Linked DNA regions of Homo sapiens: all the other regions are linked to region 2. The links are chromatin loops, found by intact Hi-C in ENCODE. Cell type or tissue: mammary epithelial cell. All regions are shown on one strand.

Region 1 (2,500 bases), 860 kb before region 2:
TTTTAGGTGTAAATAATCAATGATGTTAAGTAGATTCAATTAAATAATTGTTCAAATGTATTTTGCTTCCTTAGACAAAGGGTAGACATAAACTATACCACGTGGCATAGTCTTTTTTGTTCAAAAAGGTAGTCAGTCTGTCTTTGAAAGATCAACTTGACCTAAAATTGTAATTCAGTGTATCTTCATATAAAATTATTAAATTTTTATCTGCAGAATTATTTTCAACAGCATTGATTGCAATAGTTTTGCGATTATGCTTTCCTTTAGATCATAAGCCAATGACTTCTTCCGTCTTACTTTATGCATAATAGAATTGTTATAAGAGAATTAAACCTGAGAGTACTTCCATTATTGGAAGAATTTCTCCTGTCAGCTTTTTGTCAACTGCTTATAAAACTGTAGAAGAAAAATTATTCTTCAATATACGGTTTTCATTATGCATTAGATGCCTTTAATATTCCTAAGTGCCATAATTTCACATATGCCGTGTGTCACCTGGTGTATGTAAACATGAAATTACTTGGAGATTATTGCATAGTTATATCAAAATGCTGAGCAGAAAAAAAAATGACATCCAATATTCACCCAGGGTTTAGACAATACATTTTTGTTTGATGTGAAAGCATTCATAATTTCATCACAGAAGAGCATTTTTCAATGGTGCTCCCAGATTGCCTGTAAAAGATAATTCCTCCCTTGTGGACAGGCTTCTATCTCATGCCCTCCGCGTGCCGCTGGTTTATCTGTGCAGAGAGGGACACCCAAAGGGGGACAGTGAGCCCACTGTGTCTTTTAGAACCCAAAGCGAGTTACTGCAAACCTCAGGCAATTGAAGTGAATATTGGCTAGCTCAAAAGGCTGTGAAGATGACCACCGTATCTATCTGAGTAATTTTTTTCTTCTGTCTCAGTCTTGAAATCAGGCATGGTTATTTTTATTTTCGGTGTATGCAGGCTTAACCTATGTGCTTATATTCACAATGAACTCTTGAATCGGATCCTCTGTGTTTTGCTGGGGAGTATTCATTCCCCACTTGACCTGCTTTGTTGCTCAAAACTTTGTAGCTCATCTTTGCCTTCCCGTCTGTTTATTCTTGGTGTGGGGTTGTCAAGGAGAAATGTTGGAAGGGAGAGAAGGGAGCAGGCATCATAGATGGTATTACAGGCGGCTGGTCTCTCCTCTCTCAGCCAACTATGAGAACTATTTGGGATTGAAGGAGATAAGCTACAGCAAGTCGTTACTTGTCCTGAATGCACGACCTTCTTTCTTTGAGCAAGAGGACAAACCTGGGTAGGGATCTCTATGATGTTTTCTGCGTTGCCCGTGGACGTTCATCTTTCTGATTTGTTAGCTGAAGATGAGGATCTGGAGCAGGAGCTCGGAGTGCCATTGTTCCATGGGCAGATGTGCAGCAGAGATTGTGAGTGGGGTCTGTTGGGGCGGTCAGGGGGCCCTCCTGAGCTGGCCTCTCTCGCCTGCGACTTCACAATGCTTGTTCTGAGTTCAGCGTTTTCACTGGAGAGAGCTACAGCTGGGAAGTGCTGTTTTTTTCTAGGTGCTCTCAGCTGCTATTACCTCTTCTATCTCTTCCTCTGGAAAAATATTAGGGGCCTTTTTGTCTTAACAGAAGAAGAAGTAGATTCATTCATTCTTTTTTTTCTTTTTCTTTTTCTTTTTTTTCAGACAGTCTCGCTCTGTTGCCCAGGCTGAAGTGCAGTGGCACGATCTTGGCTCACTGCAACCTCCACCTCCCTCCCGGGTTCAAGCGATTCTCCTGCTTCAGAATCCTGAGTAGCTGGGATTACAGGCTGTGCCATCATGTCTGGCTAATTTTTGTATTCTTAGTAGAGACGGGCTTCACCATGTTGGCCAGGCTGGTCTCCAACTCCTGACCTCAGGTGGCCCACCAGCCTCGGTCTCCCAAAGTGCTGGGATTACAGGCGTGAGCCACCGCACCCGGCCAATATTCATTCATTCTTTCTCACCTCTTCCTCCGCTCTTTAAGGTTGAGCTTGCCTGGCCCAAGGCACAGAGTTCTGGGAAGGATGGAAGAGAGGGGAAGGGAGAGCACCAACATCACGGACCGCCTTTCACATCAGCGGCAGCAGCAGTAAAACCCCCAGAAAACCTGGGGTAGGCGTGGGGGTCTGTTTAGATCAGCCCTGGAGGCAGCCTCCCATGTCCCTCCTGGACATTTGTTCACCTTCACAGAACCCACTTCTTTCCCATCGTCTGTTCGGATATCTGTTTCCTGCACCGGGCAGGTAGCACAGCACACTCAGGGGTTTCTCTGACTCACCTTGGCAGCCCCAGCCCTCAGCACACTGCCTACCACTTAGTATTTAGAGAACCTATGCCCTTTGAAAAAAGTAGGTAAATAGTAAAATATTATTTTTACCATTGGAACAAACACAATTATATGCTTGATGAAATTCAAACAGTACAAATGCAAGAAAAAAAAGGCTTGTTAGGTACAAATATTGGAAGAAAAGAGCTT
Region 2 (2,500 bases):
GCTCTAACCTCTAAAAACTAATAGTAAATGATACATCAAAATGCTAACCAACCTACAAAACTGAGTACTCCAATGTTTCTGAGAATTATTTGGGATATAAATTTAAAGCTCATATATGAATAAAATTATAATAAACTCATTCTGCAAGATTATGTATTAATCCAAATAAAATATATATTTGATTTTTGAAAATGTCACAACTTTAAAGAATTAAAATTTACATAAGATGAGAGAGGTTTTAATACACAGTTTAAACATTTGGAGGCTGAAATTAACTTTGATTCCAGCATTTTTTGCTTTCTGATTTCAAATAATTATGACGTTTAAAAATAATCAAAATATCTCAAAGTAATATTTTATGTTATAATTGGTTTGTTTTTACTTTGCCGTGAATTAGTATACTAGTTACAAAAATGGAAGCTGATTGGAAAAAAATAGAAAAATGTCTTAAAAACTTTTTGAGGGGTCATTTATTTTTTTAAGAAGTAACATGTATCTAATGCTGTCTTGGATACACTAAAAAGCACTTAAGACATATGTGAATTCACTTAATAAAATTGTTTTCCATATAAATATTATTTAAACTCCCTAAAATATTGTCTTTTTCTTTTCTTATTAAGGTATAAAATTTCTTTGCCTATTTCTAGAATTAATAAACAAGTTGCTATGAGCAACTTGGGAGAAACACAATAAGATTCTTTAAAAACTTTTTTTTCCGTTTCTTTTTTTAAGTTTTCCTGTTGGCCTGACTCATTGTGCTCTCACATCCCTTTGAAACCATATGGGGAAGTAATAAAGTGTGTCTCTTCTTCCAAAGATATGCACTGTTTATTAACTGACTAAGGGAAATACTATGAGCTCATTACTATTTGTCATACATGGTCATTCAATCACATTGAGCAACAGACAAGACCAGGAAACACCCGTGTAAAAGGACAATGGATAATGGGCAGTTTAACAGTTTAATTTTTTATGAGAAAAAAAAGAAGTTGAATATGACCTTAGATAAAATACAAAATACAGCAATAGTAACACTGCTGGCCATTTCTATTCAACAACAAACTCTCTGTTCTCTGCAGAGACTAGGAGGCAGGTACAGGATTCTGCCTACAAATAACTTTCTTTCTTTAGCACCAAATTGTGCCCAGTGTAGCACCACTTATTGTCCAAAGAATTAAAAGCCTTCAGCAGCAGATATTATTATTGTCTTTCAAAGATCTCCTTCCTGGGAATTCCATCACATGTAAACATATGCTTAAGGATTTAGCTCCATCTACAGGAAGCAGAAAATAAAACAAATTATTTGTAAATACAAAGTCCTCTCTGCACACATCCATTTAGATAAGATTGTTTTTGCTTCTTCCAAATGATGCTTTTGGCTGAGAAAGTTCCAGCGGAGAAAGGAGAGCAGTTAGAGTAGGAAATGGGCATATGACTCATCCATTCCTGGGGTTTTGAATCAGAAGAAAATCTGATTCTACTTCATTAAATAAATTTCTATAAAAAGCAGCCATTTATAAAACATGACTTATGAAACATATTGCCAAGGAGGAAGCCTCTCCCAGGATTTTGCAGGGATTTATCAAACAAGAGTCCCTGAATGTTAAAGTTTCAGATAATTCTGTCTCTGGATGTGGGTTTCATTCCCCTTCTTCCCCATAAACTTCCTATCCTCTGAGAATATGTGCCACCCCCCATAACTGTGTCCACTGAGCCAGATCCCAGGACAAAGGGTGTCAAGGAGGGTTGGAGGAGATGGCTTGGGAAAACCTGCCAATATCCTTTCTCAAAACAATGGCAGAAATCTGGGTGCTGTCTTCTTTCCTGCTCCACATTAATTGACAATAAACATAGCTATTTACTTAAGAGGAAAGCGGAAACTCAGAAATGGTTTGGTCACCAAAAACCACAAATGAAATATTCCATTTTCCCCAAAGTCATATTTATCCACTCTTAAACAACCTTCTAAAGAAGAGCGCATCGTTAGTTGGACATGTTAGTCAAGCCACGTCCTTGCCATGGAATGTTCTTCAGAGCATTGAGTGGAGATCATGTACCTCCACATTCCCGGAAGCATATGCCTCATGTTTCTTCATTGAATAATTCAAATCTAAAATTAGGGGTAAAATGCTCTATTGTACAAAGATGCTGCCTTGTTTATATACCCAATTTCCATTTCTAAATAAATGTACAGTAGCTCTGAATGAAGAAACTGCGTTTGGGTTAATCCTTTGTACCAAGAATAATGACTAGGCTCCAACCTCAATCCTGCATGAGTTTATACTGAAACTTCACCATGTGTATGAAACTATACTTACTCATCAAATCATTTTATTCCAGAGTAAGGAGAAGATCTGCCACAAAGAGAAACACCCAACTCTACCCCAGAGATGCTACAATTCTCAAATTCCATAAATTAGATGTTTTTCAGCCTCAAGCCTTTCAAGTCTCCTTCAGATTTCTATTACTTTTGCGTGAACGATAAACTCATAAAATGTAA
Region 3 (2,500 bases), 990 kb before region 2:
GGCAGGGAGACAACAGTAAACCCTCCTGCGATCGCTGGAGAGACAATGGGAGGAGTGTCAGTCTCTCTCCCCTCGGGCGATGCTACCTATAAGCACGGGGACCTGGTAAGTTTCTTAAATTTCCAATGCCCCCAAATTCCAGTTCTACGACAATGTCGGAAACCGAGGTCCTTCTTTCCAAACTAAGACTTGAAGCAGTTTGGACGGGCTCATTGTCACAAGACTGACAAGTCACTGGGGTGTACACAGTTTTATTTTTATTTTTCTTGGTCAACAAGAGAAGCAGGGAAGACAAATAAGGCAGATCTAGGGGAAATGTTAGGCATTCCAAAGAGCAGAAAACACATTGGAAATGGTCTACAGTTTAAAAAAGACAAAAATAAAAGAGAGCTGGTCTACGTTCTGGGGGCAAAATGTGATTTTTTTAAAAAACTGTTAAGTACAAGCACCAAGAAACAAAACAAAAACAAAATCCGTTAAAAAAAAACAACAAAAAACAAACAAACAAAAAAAAAACACCTTGGCAGGCAGAGCAAGTTGGTCCCCATGACAAGCTCCAGCTGTGGCGTCTGGAGCGGGGACAGGCTCCGAACTCGTGCCAGGGGCTCGGCCGGGCTGTGCCGGGAGTTGGGGCTTCCCTGGGCGGACGCTGATCGCAGCCTGGAGGATCGATCGGCGGGGGCGCTGCGCCCGCTCCCCCGGTGACAGCGCGGGGCCCAGGCCCAGCGGACCGCAGAGAGCACCGGGTCTGAACCCCAAACAGCCGACCCGGCCCGCGCCCCGGCGCCCGCAGGGAACCGCGGCCGGCTGCGTTTACCTGTTGCCAGTACTCCTCCAGAGACGGCAGCGCCGAGAAGTAGCCGGTCTCGTGCACGATCTGGAGCTCCTGGAAGATGCTGCACATGGGGAGCACGTCCATGTCGGGCCGGGTTGGACGGAGCCCGCGGTCGCGAGGGCGGCGAGGCGCGCGGTGGGAGCCGGAGCCGAAAGTCTCCCCGGAGCGCAGGTGAAAGTTTCATGCAAACTCCAGGCTCGCAGAGACGCCCGGCCGGACCCTCCCGCAGCCCGCAGCGCGCGGAGCCCACACAATATTTGCAAACACCGGACTGACTGCAAACGTAACCCCTGCAAAACTTCCCTATTCAAAGCTCCGCTGCCAGCCTCCCCCTCCGCCCCCGCCTGGCTCCCCCCACTCCCCCTCCCCCCACGTGACTCGCCCCGCGCCCGCCCCGTGCGCGGCCCAATCCCGTGGCTCCCGGCCCGGGGGCTGCGCGCCGATGATGTCAGCTCCGGCCAATCGCAGGCGGCGACACACAGCGGCCCCGCCTGGCGTGACCGAGACTCTCCATCACGGCCCGCACCATTGGCTCAATTCGAACTCTGCTCGTTCTGATTGGAAAGTGGCCTCGCAGGCTATTTTTAGCAGGGTATATAAGGCGCGGGCGGCCGCGCGCCGGAGGAGTCCGCGCTGTGAGGTGCGCGGCCGAGCCCTGCACTGCGCCCGCGGCCGGAGCTAAGGGAGCCGGGGCTGGGAGAGCCGGGGCGGGCCGCGTCGCCTGTCCCCAGTCCCGGTCTCTCTTCCCCGCTGCCCGGTCCCGCCACCCCACGCCCGTCCCGGTCACCAAGCCGGGCCCTGTCGCCGCGCGAGCCCCGGTTCCGGCAGCTCACCCTGCGGGCGGCCGTCCGGTCCCGGGGCCGCCCGGTTCCCCCCCGTCCCCTTCTATGCCCGAGGCCGCCCCGTCCCCAACTGTCCCCTTCTACGCCGGGGGCTTCCCGGTCGCCAACTGTCCCCTTCTATGCCCGGGGCCGCCCCGTCCCCAACTGTCCTCTTCTGCGCCGCTCTGTTTCCCTACATCCCCCTAGTCATCCTCTGTTCTCTAACCTTGGGGTACCCCTCTCTGTCCTCCTCCACCTCCGGGTCCCTCTCTGTCCCCCTCCATCCCTGAGCCCGTCTCCGTCCCCCTCCAGTCCTAGGGTCCCCTCTGTCCTCCGGGCCACCAGAGTGGGGGAGGGGAGCACGCAGGCTCCCCTTGGAATTGGGAGAAACGTGTTTATCTTGTAGAGGGCGATCTTAGCCCTCACCAAGGTTAACAGCTAGGTTTTCCCATGAACGTGTAAACAATTTAGGTGCAAGCCGACATTTAGTGTGTGTGTTTTTTTCCATATAAATTATCTCCTAAAATATACCGTAATGTTCATTTTTAAGAAAAATGTCGAGACTCGAACCAGAGCATTTTAAAATCCAAAATGGAAAACTGAATTGTAACTGTATTATAGTTTTTGTTTCAAAATAGTTTAATGAACATTAAACATTTTGAAAGAATGGACTATGTAAAAAAAAATTAGAGGGTTTTGTATGTTAAGTTTTAGAGGGTCCGGCAGAAGCATGTGGCTGTAAGACTAGGTGGGGACCTTAGTGAGTCTGGAGTGGAGAAAGGAGGTTTGTCTTGTACCTGCGGTATGTGGGCGGTGAAGGTTATGCAGAGTGAATTGACAGTGT

The links. A loop is a pair of places that touch in the nucleus more often than their neighbours do. Peaks named below come from ENCODE experiments on the same cell type or tissue, not always from the same donor. Only the 100,000 strongest peaks of a DNase experiment are listed, where the experiment ranks them.
Region 1: it touches region 2 in a loop (4-fold over the local background); 2 of 110 quality-filtered maps call a loop at or near these places.
Region 3: a loop joins it to region 2, with 11 times the contacts of the local background. A loop is called at or near these places in 37 of 110 quality-filtered maps.

What each region holds. Positions count from the first base shown.
Region 1 is chr10:3,910,754-3,913,253 of GRCh38, forward strand. LINC02660 (long intergenic non-protein coding RNA 2660) reads left to right here and starts at 1,270. Exons shown (of 3, transcript NR_183984.1): 1 at 1,270-1,293. In mammary epithelial cell, no CTCF peak of the experiment used is centred here; a DNase peak (open chromatin) is centred at 1,168; H3K4me3 peaks cover 750 bases; H3K27ac peaks cover 1,913 bases.
Region 2 is chr10:4,770,095-4,772,594 of GRCh38, forward strand. No RefSeq gene overlaps it. Among named protein-coding and RNA genes, the nearest start is that of AKR1E2, 55 kb to the right of the region's middle. In mammary epithelial cell, a CTCF peak has its summit at 1,253 (motif pointing left); DNase peaks (open chromatin) are centred at 827, 1,407 and 1,917; H3K27ac peaks cover 2,500 bases.
Region 3 is chr10:3,784,096-3,786,595 of GRCh38, forward strand. KLF6 (KLF transcription factor 6) reads right to left here and starts at 1,114. Exons shown (of 4, transcript NM_001300.6): 1 at 818-1,114. The coding sequence starts at 919. RefSeq lists enhancers at 1-492, 493-1,048, silencers at 654-1,253, 1,504-1,783, 1,964-2,023 and a promoter at 915-1,852. In mammary epithelial cell, no CTCF peak of the experiment used is centred here; a DNase peak (open chromatin) is centred at 1,326; H3K4me3 peaks cover 1,893 bases; H3K27ac peaks cover 2,270 bases; H3K27me3 peaks cover 135 bases.